Regions from separate parts of the Homo sapiens genome. Here region 1 is linked to region 2. Evidence: chromatin loops called from intact Hi-C (ENCODE). Cell type or tissue: HCT116. All regions are shown on one strand.

Evidence for each region. Peaks named below come from ENCODE experiments on the same cell type or tissue, not always from the same donor. Only the 100,000 strongest peaks of a DNase experiment are listed, where the experiment ranks them.
Region 1: it touches region 2 in a loop (3-fold over the local background); 3 of 110 quality-filtered maps call a loop at or near these places.

The regions. Positions count from the first base shown.
Region 1 is chr2:206,690,079-206,698,078 of GRCh38, forward strand. DYTN (dystrotelin) reads right to left here. Exons shown (of 12, transcript NM_001093730.1): 8 at 4,688-4,799; 9 at 3,097-3,245. Among named protein-coding and RNA genes, the nearest start is that of DYTN, 24 kb to the right of the region's middle. In HCT116, a CTCF peak has its summit at 3,772 (motif pointing right); a DNase peak (open chromatin) is centred at 3,803.
Region 2 is chr2:207,719,332-207,727,331 of GRCh38, forward strand. It overlaps CCNYL1 (cyclin Y like 1), which reads left to right. Exons shown (of 10, transcript NM_001330218.2): 2 at 5,469-5,543; 3 at 7,511-7,545. Among named protein-coding and RNA genes, the nearest start is that of CCNYL1, 12 kb to the left of the region's middle. In HCT116, no CTCF peak of the experiment used is centred here; a DNase peak (open chromatin) is centred at 4,250; H3K4me3 peaks cover 1,261 bases; H3K27ac peaks cover 2,895 bases.

The sequences.
Region 1 (8,000 bases), 1.0 Mb before region 2:
AGAGCCAGCAAGGATAACTGGGAGTGCCAGAGTGAGGAAAGTGGTTGAATGGTAAATGGTTGTCAGGAAAGGCCTTCAGGATGAGCCTACATTTGAGCAAAGACCTCGGCAGGTCTTTGGGAAGTGAGCAGTCAAGCCACGCAGGGAGGTGATCTAGGGTTGCCAGTCCCCCGAGGTGGCAGCATGCCTGGTGTATTCATGGAGCAGCAAGGAGAGCTGTGAGGCTGAAGCAGAACAAGTCAGGGAGAGGTGCAGTGGAGGACCAAGAGCTGGTGGGGAACAGGGTTTATAGGGCCAGGCTAAAGGCCACTGGAAGGACTGTGACTTTCTTGGAAGAGGGAAGGCCACAAAAAAGTTTGTGCAGAGGAGTGACATGATCTGGCCAAAATCTGAAAAGGGCCTGTGGCACCAGGAGTGGACCATGGGGAGACCGAGGAGGAAGCAGGGGAACCAGTTAGGAGGTCATGTGACAATGTGGGAGAAAGGGACCGCTGAGGTGGTGGCAGTAGAAATAATGAGACTCACTCGGAGTTCAAATCTATTTTGAAGGTACAACCAACAAGATTTGCTGATGGATTGAATTGTTTGTATGACTTTATGAGCCAGGTGTTGGAGTTGCAAGAGGGAGTGAAATCAGATTCCTTGATGGAGCTTTTAGCCAAATGAGAAGGCAGACATTAATCAGATAGTTAGATAAATAAATGTGTAGTTACAAACTATGACAAATCCTTTAAAATAAAGTCTTAAGGGTGGGATAGATCTGGCTTAGTCATATGTGAGGCAGAATCAGGGCTGGAACACAGAGACTGTGGAGGAGGAATGAAGCTGGAGAGATTAAGATGGTGGACCAAAAGGACCAAGACTAAGTCACGTTACAACTTTTCATTTTTAGCCTAAAAACGATGGGAAAACGATGGAGGAATTTGATTTAAGGAAGGCATAAGGATTTGGAAGGGATGAGTGGGTGAGAAGTGCTGTCACATTTGTGTCAAAAATGTGTAAAAGATCAGTCTGACTTCAGTAGCCAAAAGAAATGCAAATAAGAGTATGGAGGCCGGGCACGGTGGCTCACACCTGTAATCCCAGCACTTTGGGAGGCCAAGATGGGCGGATCACTTGAGGTCAGGAGATCAAGACCAGCCTGGCCAATATGGTGAAACCCCGTCTCTACTAAAAATACAAAAATTAGTCAGTTGTGGTGGCAGGTGCCTGTAATCCCAGCTGCTCAGGAGGCTGAGGCGGGAGAATTGCTTGAACCTAGAAGGCAGAGGTCGCAGCGAGCCGAGATGGTGCCACTACACTCCAACCTGAGCATCACAGCAAGACTCCATCTTAAAAAAAAAATATATATATGGATCTTTGTGATGTGACTATGGGAATATAGAAATTTGGGCAAGATCTCAAGTATCCAATATATATATAGATGATTAACATTTTATCATTACTTTCCTAGTGAAAGGTAAAAATAGCTGGCTTTAAGAATAAAGATAAACTGGAAACTGATATCTTTGTTTTTATTTTTAAATTTAAATTCTATGTGCAATATTAAAGATATACATCAAGATGATATCCAAATTATCTAACTTTAATCATATATTGATTAACAACCTGATAGGTAAATGTGACATAGGAATAATAGATAGCATCTAATTGTGAGGTCATTGTGTACTTTATCCTTTAAAGAGCCATAAAAACATATTTTAAAATACAACAAACTTTAAAGCAACAAAATGACCACAGAAATAGGGGTCTGGGATTGAGATGGAGATTTGCTGCTGGATGTCTGAGAAAAGATTAGAGAATTATAAAAGAAATTAACAAATGAATACCAATCTGATTTAAACTAATCTATTCTTATAGTCCTAGTAGGCAAAATGGAAGTGAATAAATATTTCTTTTTCTCAAAAGTGATGAGGCTGGGCATGGTGGCTCGTGCCTGTAATCTCAACACTTTGGGAGGCCGAGGTGGGAAAGTCACTTGAGGCCAGGAGTTTAAGAACCCCTGTGAGTAACATAGTGAGACCCCCATCTCTATAAAACACAAATATAAAAATTCAGCGAGCATGGTGGTATGTGCCTGGGAGGCTGAGGTGGGAGAATCGCTTAAGTCCCAAAATCCAAGGTTGCAGTCAGCTATGATTGTGCCACTGCACTCCAACCTGGGCGACAGAGTGAGATCTTGTCTCTAAAAAAAAAAAAAAAAAGTGTTTCTCTCCTTTATCTTCTGCTATTTTAAATTACAAAGAAGTGGCTACTTCAAAAATGAAGGTCACAAAAACCTTTTAAAGGTCATCTTTAGGTTGGTGATCAGGTATGTGATGCATATACTGGAAGTGGCAGGCTGTGCCCCTCTGGAGCACAATTTGGCATTCTGAATTTCGAGGATTAACCAAGTTCGCAATTTTTTATTCAATGATTTTCATTGAATGAGTTTTCCCTTAATAAAAACATAAAAATATTTAGATAAATGCATGCATAGAGATGTTGACTCTAGAATTTTGGGGGGCAACATTTGGAAATAGCCAAATGTTCAATAATGTATTGCTTGTGAATTGTGGCATTTTCTTATAAGGAAGAGAGTAAGGCCATTAAAAATGATGTTTTGGGAACTAAGAATGAAAAATTGTATCTATAGCATAATCCCTGTTTTGGTTAATCTCTGTTTCACACTAAAATGTGAACAGCACTCATCTGTGAGTGGTGGTATGCTGAGTGTCTTTCTTTTCCTTTTTTTTTTTTAAATAAAGTATTAATTCTGAATTAGCCTTCCAAAAGCAAACCAGCAAAAACTAGGAATATAACAAAGTTATTCAAATATTCTAATATTAAAAATCTTCTTTGTCTTTCTGATGGTTTCATTTGTAGAAATAACTCTAAACATCTGGATGGGTCACCAAAAGGTGTTGTGGCCTCTTAGTTCTACTTTGAAATTAAAGGCCCTTTTTAGAGGAAAAAAATATCTGAAGTCCAACCCTCACCCCTCCTCCTGCCTTGTCTAGGATCTTCAGCATTAGAAAGATTGCTGGCCGGTTACCATAACACCCAGGGCCCTTGGTGGCTGCTCTGTGGGATCAGCCAATCCTCGCAGCCACTCACCTGGCCTGCGCATGGTGAGGCACACCCTTTGGATTCACCTGGTCCAGCAGCTGCTGCCTTCTCGCTGCTTCTTTCTTCCTACAGCGCCCCTGAAGAAGGTTGTTTCTGAGGGTCCTGAAGAGAAGTTTTGTATTCTGCATTGCTGACATCTGCTGAAAGGGCCAACATTTTTAAAAAGCGTCAGATCAGTCTACGTGTGGTCTTCCTTCCTTACTTGGATGGACTGGCCACCATGAAAGTTTTTGGAATTATTTCTCTTAAGTCCTCAGAAAAATAATCTTACCTCCTTCTTGTCCCTGAATTTCTTCACATTCTCATAGAAATAGCATAAGTCTCCAAATTAAACACCCCAAACCCCCTCAATAAGTCCTCTTCCTTAGAGTAACCCCGTCATTTGGCATTCTACACCTAGAGGAGGGCATCAAAGAGGACTAAGCCTGTGGTTGCTCACATTTAGGGTTGTGGATGCCTTTGAGAATTGGATGATAACTCATGGATTTATTTCCAGCGAAATACTCACACATTCCATTCTGCATACAATTTCAGTGGACTCACAGGCTCACCCGAAATCCATTTATTTCACCCCAAGTTAAGAACTTCTACCAAATGCAAAGAAGGAATGAGATGTCTCATTTCAAGGGTTTCAGCACTTGAAATTTAAAGCGTAATAACAAAGTGGCCACATGGTGTCACTCTAACATCAACAAATCCAAGACTTTTAGCACTAGGAAGGTAGATCCTAGGCCTGTGAACCTGAGGACCTGGGTAAGGCAATGCCCACTGGAAATTATTTGGCAAGATTCAGGCACTTGACTTTTGCAGGCCATTCATGTAAAGGAGAGAAGGAGGGAAAACTATCCTTGGCAAAGTTAATTAGTCAACATCCTTCGCTATTGTGGTATTTGAGGAGGTTGCCATCTGTGTGAAGAAACTTACTCACTGGAATTTAGTAATGAAAAGAAAATGTTCTTTCTGGGAAAAAATAGAATGCTTTTTTCTAAAATGTACTATGCTGTTTCTCTTCTTACAAAGAACTGAATTCACTTGCTAGGTATTTATAATTTTAAAAAATTTGAAAGGCAGCTGTGAAGTTTTAGTTGTATACTTTTTCAGTCAACATTGAGATAATAATCTTTCTTTTTTCCTAAAGAAGAAATATTTGAAATTTAGGGTTCAGGAAAAGACATGTTAAAAAAGAAAAATTCTCCAAAAATATGTTAGTAACTAGAAGTCTTGCTGCATCATTTTTGCCATATCAGAGCCCTTCTCTTTTCCATCTGTACCCATTTCCAGTGCTGCTCCCTGTAACTCTTCACTGACATTTTCTATTCCAGAGTATCTGATCAATCACTTCAGACTGAACTCTGGCCTGTTCTTGTGGCCAAAAACTTCCACTGAGACATACAATGTGAAGAAATCATACTTACGTTGGGAGATATTCAAGGTGGAGTTTGCCACTTGCTTAGTCTTAAATATTGCAATGTATGACAGGAGCAGAATCTGTGGTTTCACTGGAGGGAAGGTTTTTTCATGGCTATAGCTTATACTGAATTGATTAATGAATAGTTTGGTATGTGACATTAAATGTTACCTGAATGCAGTGCTCAATGACAGGATGAGACTTCTGATGGGACTTGCTGTGAAGACCAGATAAGAAACACATCTGGCAGATGTCAAAGTTGAGACACTTCAGACAGCGGTATCTGCCAGTTAAAATAGAAGCACAGCTTACGTCACTAGTAGATGAGAAAAAAAAAAAAAAAAGAATATCCAGGTAGAGAATGAGCAACCCAAAATATACAGAAGATGTCTGAGCTGCCAAATCAGTGTAAAGTTTCTCCCAAACTATAGGATTATTAAATGACTCTAATGCGTTTGTTTACTCAAATACATCTTCATATGATAGTATTTTCAAATGGCATTATATTAATGCCATATACGCTATGGTATAGAAGTCTGATTTATTTCCCAAAATACGAAGTGCCTTCTATATGCAGGGTGCTGTGTGCTACAACCTTTAGGATAAACCCTTAAATCTGCAGCTGCGTTTTGTGCAGCTGCACAATGCACTCAAATTCTTTGAATTTAATAGCTAATTTAAAAATAGATTTCAATAAAATCAAATTTTGGCTTGTCTTAAACTTTTGCAGGGTATGATAATATTGGGCCTGTATTCCTGAGTGGTGTTGGGGAAAATTAAGCCATAAATAACAAATTTAAAAATAAGCACTCGTCATTTTATAGAAGTCTGTATGTAGGAAAGATATAAAGTAGAGGAGGGGAATTCCTCACCACAGCCAAGTTTCTTGACCCATCAACATTGGAGAATTTTTCTTTTTGAGAAATGACAGCCTTAAATCCCTTTGTGGTCAGAAGGAGCGGAGAGAGTCTTGAGACACTCTGGTTAGGAGGGGTGTCCCATAATACTCAGGAAACTATTGTGATGTTAGTGGGGAGCTAGTAAGACCTAGCAGTCATCAGTTAGTAACTTTTAAGGATATTTGAGTGGGACCATGTTGTTTGTCTATAAAATAACAGGGAGCTATACATTTTTCCCCTGATATGTAAATTCTCTTCTCTAACTGCAGTGTGTGTGGTATAAAACTCTGTCCTCATATGGTGACAGTTGGTGAGAACCAGGCAGCAGCTACTCCTTTTAGACTGGACATACAGTTCTGAGCTAGCTATAGTCCCTACCTGTCCTATTTCCTTCACGTATACCACTTGCCTTGCCTTTTAAGCATTTGGGTTTTCAACACCTCTCTTAAGGTTACAAAAAAGAAATATGATAAGATTCCAGTGCTCTTAAATTTCATATCTTGCGGCAAAACTTTGACATGGAAGGTTGAAGTAATAACTTCCAGAATTAGGTGATGTGTGATTAAGTGCCAAGTGAAAGGCATGGAGAAGAGGGGTATAGCAGGGAGGCAGAGGGAGAGCCCTATGGGCTGGTGTGGTCTGGAAAGTGAGGCTCATGCTATACATGGAAGGCTGGGCTGGAGATTAAAGCAAAGAAAATCCCAAGTAGAAAGAAGAGAAGGAATAAGGTAACGAAGATTGGGATGAGTAAGAAGGGTTTAGAGGACATAAAATCTATCAGACCTGCTAACTGCCCTGAATAACAGCGGGAAAACACCTTGGAAAGCTTCTGAGGCCAGATGGCAGAAGGTCTGATGGTCTGATCAAAGTCGTTTAGAGGAGGAGCAGGAGAATGTAAATACCTTGAGATCGCCCCTCAGCTACCCTTGTTTACTGCTGTACTTCCAACCCTGACTCCCATGGCAGGATATTAATAAATAATGTGGGATGATATAATAGCAGCTAGCATTTTTGTGCATGTTCTATGTGCAGGCAGTGTACATGTGTTGACCCAGTTAATCCCCATGGAAATTCTTTCAGGTATTCATACGATTACCCTCATTTTGCAGATGAGGAAACTGAATTAAAGAGAGTTTAAGTAACTTGCACAAAGTTACACAACTACTTAGTAAGTAGTAGAAGATTTTGAGTCCCAGGTTACTATCTGAACTGATGGCCTGCCATTTTAACCACTAGAATAGACCACACTATCCTAGAATAGACCACCACTCCTCAAGGCAGGAGGCTTGAGTTTGAATTCACATACCACCATTACTACTTATAGTAGTACTAATAGTTGAATTGAAAACTTAAGCTCACTTAAGTTTAGGAGAATGCCTGGTACATGGTAGGTTTTTCAATGAACATTAGTTGAATGAAGTTGGATAAATGACTTAGTTTCTTCAACTAAGGAAAAATGGAGCTAGTAAACCCTATCCTCCTGGCCTTGCAAAATTTTTAGAAAACTTTAAAAGTTGTTCAACATACATAAATGGGAAGACATTTACTTTTTCAATGAAGTGTACAACATAATAAACTATTTTTATAAGGATTATTTGATGAGTCATCCATGCTGGCTGCTTTATCAAGCATTAACTGGATGGCTGTGATTAACTTATTTAGGATAATATGCTGCTCTATCCTTAAATTTGTTCCTCTGTGCTCTGAAACTACCTACAGGTATATGAGAATGGTTATTGTGTGGGTAATGAGATTGGCCTGTTGTTGATGTTTTTTACCAGTATAGAACCCAGGTTTTCTCCCAATTTCATTTCAACCTTCCATGGCTATCACAGAGCAAAAATGCTGACATGTCCTTCTAGAATTTTTTTCTTGGATTAAGGCCACTCTATGGTCTTTGCACCTTCTCTTTCTTTAGAAGGCCAAATCTTTGTCCTCTTCCTGCTACCTGCAGATCTGCAAATGCATGCCCTCTAACATGGCTTTCTTCATCTCCCAAAAAACCAAAGCTACTGGTTGAGTTTTTTGAGATCCCAAAACATAAGTTTAAAGTTAGGATTATAATATATCCAGGCAATTTTTAATAGAATCCTAAGTTTAGAGCTAAAGAAGTCTCAGACATCATTTGATCTACCCTGCTGAATTTTACTAAAAACAAAACAAACCAAAAAACAAAAACCCCAAACTGAGGTCTAGAGAGGTTAAACACCTTGCCCAGGTCTCCTAGCTCTTTGTATATAGGACACCTGTTTATTGCCTTGGATGCATAAGGGGAAAGATGGTTTACATGGGGGCATTTTAAAGAAATTCTGTTCTCATTCTCAACAGATATTTGAAGGGTAGCATTTCTCGGCCTCTGCCTTTGCCATTTTTAGGGGCGACTTAAGTAAGTCACTCAAACTCTTTGAGACTCAATTTTTGTCATCTATAGAATAGAAATAGTATCTGCTTTATGTTATACATAATAATTTTGAAAACATATTTCAATGTAAAAGTTGTGTTTTATATAATTACAAAGTTAATCCTGTACTCGACCTAGGGCAGGACTTGCAGTAACTCCTTAACTAATACTTGCTTATTGGTTA
Region 2 (8,000 bases):
GTTCTGTTGCCCAGGCTGGAGTACAGTGGCACGAGCTCAGCTCACTGCAACCTCCACCTCCTGGGTTCCAGCAGTTCTAATGCCTCAGCCTCCTGAGTAGCTGGGACTACAGGCATGTGCCACCACGCCCAGCTAATTTTTATATTTTTAGTAGAGAAGGGGTTTCGCCATCTTGGCCAGGCTGGTCTTGAATTCCTGACCTCAGGTGATCTGCCCACCTCAGCCTCCCAAAATGCTGGGATTACAGGTGTGAGCTACTGCGCCCGGCTTATAGCAATTGCTCTTGCATTTCATTTTATTCTCACTATATTTTGAGTTAGGTAGTATAAGAATTATACTTGTTTTACATATGAGAAGACAGGCTTTGAGAGGTGTAAATTGAGTTTGCCAAGGTTTTTTAATTTGTTTTTTGTTTTTGAGATGGTCTTTCTCTGTTGCCGAGGCTGGAGTGCAGTGGTGTGATCATAGCTCACTGCAGCCTCCACTTCCTGGGCTCAAGTGATCCTCTTGCCTCAGCCTCCCAAGTAGCTGGGACTAAGAGTTTTCCAAGGTTTAAAAAGATAAGACTTGGTATGGTCAGGTGTGGTGGTGGCTCATGCCTGTACTACAGCACTTTGGGAGGCTGAGGTGGGTGGATCACGAGGTCAGGAGATGGAGACCATCCTGGCCAACATGGTGAAACCCCATCTCTAATAAAAATACAAAAATTAGTTGGGTGTGGTGGCACATGCCTGTAGTCCCAGCTGCCTGGGAGGCTGAAGCAGAAAAATCGCTTCAACTCAGGAGGCAGAGGTTGCAGTGAGCCGAGATCATGCCACTGCACTCCAGCCTGGGTGGTAGAGTGAGACTCCGTCTCAAAAAAAAAAAAAAAAAAAAAAGGCTTGGTAGATCAAGAATGTAAATTTCAGATATATGGCATATAGGATTAGAATTTATAGAATGACTCATGGGCTTCTTTGGATACTGCCTTTTTTCCACCTTTTTTTCAGTTAATTAAGCTTTAGAGTTAAAATAATAACATTGGATAATGAAAAATGAAATGGAGGTACTTGTAACCCAGACTTTTTTTTTTTTTTTCTTTTCTCTGTATGAGACAGGGTCACAACTCTGCCTGTCGCCCAGGCTGGAGCACAGTAGTGCCATTAGAGCTCACTGTAACCTCAAATCCCTGGGCTCAAGTTATCCTGCCACTTCAGCCTCCCAAATAGCTGGAACTACAGGCATGTGCCTCCACACCCAACTAATCTTTTAAAAAATTTTTGTAGAGATGGGGGTCTCACTATGTTATGTTGCCCAGGCTGGTCTTGAACTGTTCTCAAGTGATCCTTCTGCCTCAGCCTCCCAGAGTGCTGGGATTACAGGTGTGAGTCACTGCACTCCACCCAGAAATACTCTTAAAAGTCTAAAAAAGGAGTTAAGTGCTATTAAGAAATACACAAAGGGAGAAAGGTATACTATAGCATATGAAATGTCACAGCTCAGTCACGATCACTAAAACATAGATTGAGGCGTGAAGGTAAGTTAAAGCAAGACTGAACACTGACATAGAAGGAGGTAGAGCAGTGTTTCGGAAACCAGATTTAGGATTGTCAGAAGCTAGGAAAGCAAAAGCAAGGCATGAGTGAGCATGAGACTGGAGCTTGGCTGGTACTGTGTGACCTCAGATGAGGCAGGGCAGCTCAAGACCCATCAGGTAAGACTTACCTGATGGGTGGAACGTGTGAACTTAGATAAAATCTCAGCGTTTACATCATAGTTGAGAGGTTTGAAATGTTTGTGTTATGGACCGTAAGACTAATACAGTGTGCAGTATGGTAGAGCAGGTCAGTAAATGCAGTAAGCCTTTAAATAAACAGATGCCCAGCAGTTGGCCCAGAAACTGCCAATGTCTCCTGTTTAATTGGGATATATTGAAATCAATATGTTGAACTCAATCTCTTTCTCTGAAATATGCTGCTTCTGTCAGTTACTTTCTTGGTTGCTGCCCTCTCCCTTTAATATTTTGACAAGAAAAATAATTTCTTTACAGTTTACAATTGCATAATTTTAACACTTTTAGCCTTTAGTAATAATGCATTTCATTTATTCTAAGTTCCATATTTTTACATTTTTAATTAACATCTGTGAAATTGAGATGGCTGATAGATTCAAGGAGAAGCAGTGTTCAATGTCAGTGGATCTTACAGATTTCTTCCCCTGAGGGGGGTGTTTATATTAAGACCTGAGTTTAATTTTTTTTTGTCTTACTTGCCCCCCATCATACTATCATGCTTTCGAATTAAGTTGCAATTTAAATTGATAATACAAAACTGGTGGGTCTTAAAATACAATTTTATACATAACCCCTAACCATGATATCAAAAACTATTTCTTCTAGTTTCAAACATTCTTAGGAGTTTTTTGTTTTTTTTTTTTTTGTTTTGAGACAGAGTCTTGCTCTGTTGCCAGGCTGGAGTGCAGTGGCGCCATCTCGGCTCACTGCAACCTCTGCCTCCTGAGCTCAAGCAATTCTCCTGCCTCAGCCTCGGTGGCAGCTCCTGGCTGGCTAGCAGTGCTAGAGTACAGCCCTGCCTTTCTCCTTTGGTTCTTGGGAAGTCCCAAGAGAAATGTAATTGATTGGCCAGCTGTAAGTCACATGCCCACCCTAAAACCCCTGAGTTGAGGGAGTGCCAGCTTGTTACTTGGGCTTATTTGGCTTTTTTCTCTATATCTTATCATTTCTGTTATCCTAGTTGCCTTGGATTTTTTTTTTTTTTTTTGAGATGTAGTCTTGCTCTGTTGACCAGGCTGGGGGGCAGTGGTGTGATCTTGGTTCACTGCAACCTCTGCCTCCTGGGTTCAAGCGATTCTTCTGCTTCAGCCTCCCGAGTAGCTGGGACTAGAGGTGCACGCCATCACGCCTGGCTGATTTTTTTGTATTTTTAGTAGAGATGGGGTTTCACTGGGTTGGTCAGGCTGGTCTCGAACTCCTGACCTCATGATCTGCCAGCCTCAGCCTCCCAAAGTATTGGGATTACAGGCATGAGCCACCATGCCCAGCCGCCTTGGATATTTCTTATATTTACACAGTAGCACATCTTGGTTTTCTTATATTTAAATACATAGTAGCACATCTTGATTTGGGGCGGGGGAGGTGTGTGTGTGAAGCCTGCTCCTCTTTGATTTTGGTACTTAATTTTCCTGGACTTCATTGAAAATTCCTAATTAAACTTTATCATGACATAGGTACTGATTCATAATATGGCTTCTTCTGTAAACATTAGTTATTTTTTAGATTCAAATGGTAGTATATTTGCTTTCTTTTTGAAAGGAAGTAGTCATGAATCCTTTTAGAAGCTTTAGGTAGAGGCTGGGTGTGGTGGCTCACGCCTGTAATCCCAGAACTTTGGGAGGCCGAGGGGGGCAGATCACAAGGTCAGGAGTTTGAGACCAGCCTGGCCAGCATGGTGAAACCCAGTCCCTACTAAAAATACAAAAATTAGCCGGGCATGGTGATGCGTGCCTGTAGTCCCAGCTAGTTGGGAGGCTGAGGCAGGAGAATCACTTGAACCCGGGAGGTGGAGGTTGCAGTGAGCCAAGATTGCACCACAGCACTCCAGCCTGGGCGAAAGAGTGAGACTCTTCTCTCGGAAAAAAAAAAAAAGGAGCTTTAGGTAGAGGCAGCTGTGAAAGTCTCTGCCTGTCATTTTGTGCACAAATGATTTTATTTTTCCAAATAGCTTAAAATTGTCACGTCATCTTTTCAAGATGTGGAAAAACTTCAAACATAATTTTTGTGTGGGTCTTTTACATAAGAATAGTTTCCTCTAAAAGCAGTTTAAAAAAGTTGAGTGAAGGACTTTCCATGGAGAACAAAGCAGTTGGTTTAGGTATGTAAGTTTTTAGTGATCTGGCAGTACTATTAAAATGGATGATTCATAATTCATTTTAACCAGGAAGTCCCAAAATTATGTTCATATAAGATTCTAACCAAATTACTTGGAAGAGAGAAAAGGATTCTAGGTAGATAAATTTGTGAAATGCTGAGTTAGACAGTAATCACTACTAGACTGATTAGTTTTTAGTATATCAATGTGCGTTTTGATTTTGTAAGAGCCAGGGATAGAGTATATTGTCATTTGACCACTAAATCGCTTTTTTAAAAGTAGAGCAATTATATTAATATGTAGTTTTGGGAAATATCGCCTTAACTGTTACTCTGGATCTTGGCCCAGTTTCTTACAAGATTGGTTAAGATAAGTGGCTTGAAATGGACCTTGCTGGGCTGGGCGCGGTGACTCACCTCTATAATCCCAGCACCTTGGGAGGCTGAGGTGGGTGGATCACCTGGGGTCAGGAGTTTGAGACGAGCCTGGCCAACATGGTAAAACCCCGTCTCTACTAAAAATACAAAAATTAGCCGGCGTGGTGGCAGGCACCTGTAATCCCAGCTATTTGGGATACTGAGGCAGGAGAATTGCTTGAATCCTGGAGGCAGAGGTTGCAGTGAGCTGAGACCGTGCCACTGCACTCCAGCCTGGGCAATAGAGTGAGACTCCATCTCAAAAAAAAAAAAAAAAAAAAAGACCTTGCTGAAGAATATCATAGATTTTTATTTTTTCCCCTCGTGACAATTTTTATTATCCCATATTATGGCAAAGTTTGTTTCATGAAAATTCAAGAGTCTGTTTTGTAGTCTTGCCTAAATATATTATCCAACTTTGGTGCAAGGTGGACTACAGGCAGGTTTATCTTGACATAGATAGGGGCAAAATTTTTTAGAAACAGCCCTAAGATCTGCTTTAAAACGTACTCTTGATGAAACACCAAATTAACCATGCTGTTAGAAGGAAGAAGTGAGAAATTGAGGGCAAACGTTAATCATTTTCTAACATGTTTCTGTATGTTAGAACACAGAACTTCCATTCAGTCCTCTTAAATCTGCCATGATGAATGGCCCCCCAAAAAACCACAGCTAACTAAATTAGTTTACTTGTTGAATGGAGTTAGAATTAGCCGTTTAATTGTCTAAAGAACATTTGCCAAAAACAACTCTTTGTTTTACCATATTTGATGTATTGAGCTGGTGCCTGACAGTAACTGGCCACAGCATCACTTGCTACTTGAGATTGTTCTTGAAATGTGCTAGTAATAGCAGTAGAGAGGAGAGTGTGGTTATATTTCTATTTGATAAGTTGAAGGAGGAGGACATGCGTATGATTCATCTAACATTTGTACCAGATTATTTAGGCACAGATTTTTTATTAAAAGTCTCTGACACAGCCTGGTTTTTGTTCCACGTGTGTGGAGAGATTCTACAATTTTGCATTCCCCAGGAGTATTTTTGTATTGTCTTTATTTCCTTTATATTTATTACTAAAAACTTCTCTGAAGACTGTTAAAAGTGATTAAAATGGATGTGTATCTATTTCAGAAATCATCTTTTCTACTCACCTAAAGTGTCACGTCTTTTTCCTCCTCTTCTATAGATTTAGCTTTGGAGTCAAACCCTTCTGACCATCCAAGGGCAAGCACAATTTTCCTGAGCAAATCTCAAACGGATGGTAAGACAATACTGTTTTTTCCTTCCAAGGAAAAGACTGAAAACTGTTTCTATTTTATTGGATGTATTATAGAAGGTATTTAGAAGAACTGATGTATTAGTTTAAAATTTTCTTTTCATATGTTCACTGATTTTAATATGTGATATACTTTCCTTTAGTTGTGATTGTTTAGTAATAACATGTAGACCTATTTACAGGTTTTGCCACCTTTTTATAACACAATTAATTGGCCACATGATTTAGTAACATGGATTTTTTTTTTTTTTTTTGAGAGGCTGGAGTGCCTTTATTGCCCATGCTGGAGTGCAATGATGTGGCCTCAGCTCACTGCAGCCTCCATCTCCCACGTTCAAGCAATTCTCCTGCCTCAGCCTCCCAAGTAGCTAGGACTACAGGCATGAGCCACCATGTCCGGCTAATTTTTGTATTTTTAGTAGAGATGGGGTTTCACCATGTTGGCCAGGCTGGTCTCAAACTCCTGACCTCGTGATCTGCCCTCCTCAGCCTCCCAAAGTGCTGGGATTACAGGCGTGAGCCATCTGGCCAGTATCATGGATTTATGCATATTTCTCCATACTTCTTTGACCTCTTTCCCTTGCTCCAAAAGAGTACATTTTAAAGATGAATGATAGGATTTAAGCTGCAGCTTGGTTTCATTTGAACAACAACAAAAAATCAGTTCGTATACAGGGATTGAATCTGTGATTTTGGCTTCCTTTTATACAATGCTCTAACCACATGAGCCTATCACATTCAAATTTATGCTACTCAGAACTTTTAAGCTATTAACTTTTCCATCCTAATGTAGTGTAAATATAAACATGCCCCATGGTGTTTCCCAGAAGGTTAGCCTCAGCAAGTGAAACTTACGTACATTTTCCTTGTCCTGCTTGTTTTAGGATGAGAATCAGAACTGTTGTATTTTTCTGTACTCCTGTTTATCTTCCTTATAATTATGTTAAATCCTAATTTATTTGCTAAAAAGCTATATACAACCAGGTTTTTCATTTGATTTCAACAGCAAGAATACAAGAAGTGGGGGTTCTATAATACTTGAAGTAATGGAGCACAACACAAAGCAGGGGAGTTGTAAGCAGCATTTTCGAAGCTCGTGTGGACTTTGTCTTGAGCTGGTCATTTCTGGTTAGGATAGTTGTATTTCTCAGTTTCTTTCAGAGCCATAGGCTTCTCACACAGACAGAGTGTGGAAGCAGTAAAAGAAGAGCTATCCCATGCTCCTCTTTCTTCAGTGGTAAGGAGTGTGTGCTTGTGATACTTGTCTAGCATCAAAGGAAGAGGCAGTATAGGAAACAAAGCGTGGTCCAAGTCCCTCTTGGAGCTTTTATTCTTCTGGCCTTTGTTAAAATGATTTTATGTGCTGAATATACCATGTTCAATTAGGTTAACATTCATTTTAACATTTAAATTTAAGGAAGTTTACTTTCCACTTGTGTAAAGACCCGTTTATTTTTTCAGTAACATACTAGTAGATGACCAGTAAGTGGTTCAGGATGTTTGCAGTGATTGTGGTGCAGCTAGAGATTGGCACCTAGCCAGAAACTGGTTCTTAGAGCTGTCAGGTGTTAGATCTTGGTAATTAAAGTAAGCTACCTGTAAATGTAGAATTAAAAAATACTGCTGGATGATGGTTCAGATATGCAACAGGGAAACCTATTAGCTAAATTTCTCATTTAGCATAATTTGTTTTGCCCCTTTCTTTTTTATGTAGGGATTCTTTCATTTCCATGTAATAGAATATCTGTCAGTTCAAAAAGTAAAACTAAGTTTTTAGATTTTATTTTATGGGATTCATCTTGCCAGATGATTTAAATGATGAATTTTGTTGGAAATTATTTTTTAAATGGAATTTTATCTCATTTTGTATATTGTTAATCAGATGATTAGCAACTACTTTTATACTGTGGCATTTGTATCAGAATTGATCAGCTAATTTTTTTTATTCTTAGTGCGAGAAAAGAGGAAGAGCAACCATTTGAACCATGTAAGTAAACAGTTGGAAAGCTAAGAAATTAACAGTTGAATTAAAAGTATGTCTGTCATGATTCCATAAAAATATAATGGGGACCCAATACTGTTAGTATGAGCCTCTTTTTGTGGATTTTCTAAATCATTTCTATTTTGCTGAGAATCAGATTTATGCAGGAAAGTCTTTGACTTAGTGTACCCAATTGTTAAGGGTTTCTGACATTTAAGTTAAATTTCAATAGTTTGGTTGTGGTATAAATATCTGCCTTAAATATTTTTGCCTAAAGTTTTTAATCTTTTTAAAAATCAAGTAACAAAATTATAATAGCTAAGTTCATTTTTAGCACTATATGTTGACTTCCTGTCATAACAAGTGAAAACTTAGCTTCCTCACTCCACCGTGACCTTATTTTCTTCCCTCTATTTCTCCCATATATATCACATTTTTAATTAAATCAGTAATTGATGTTT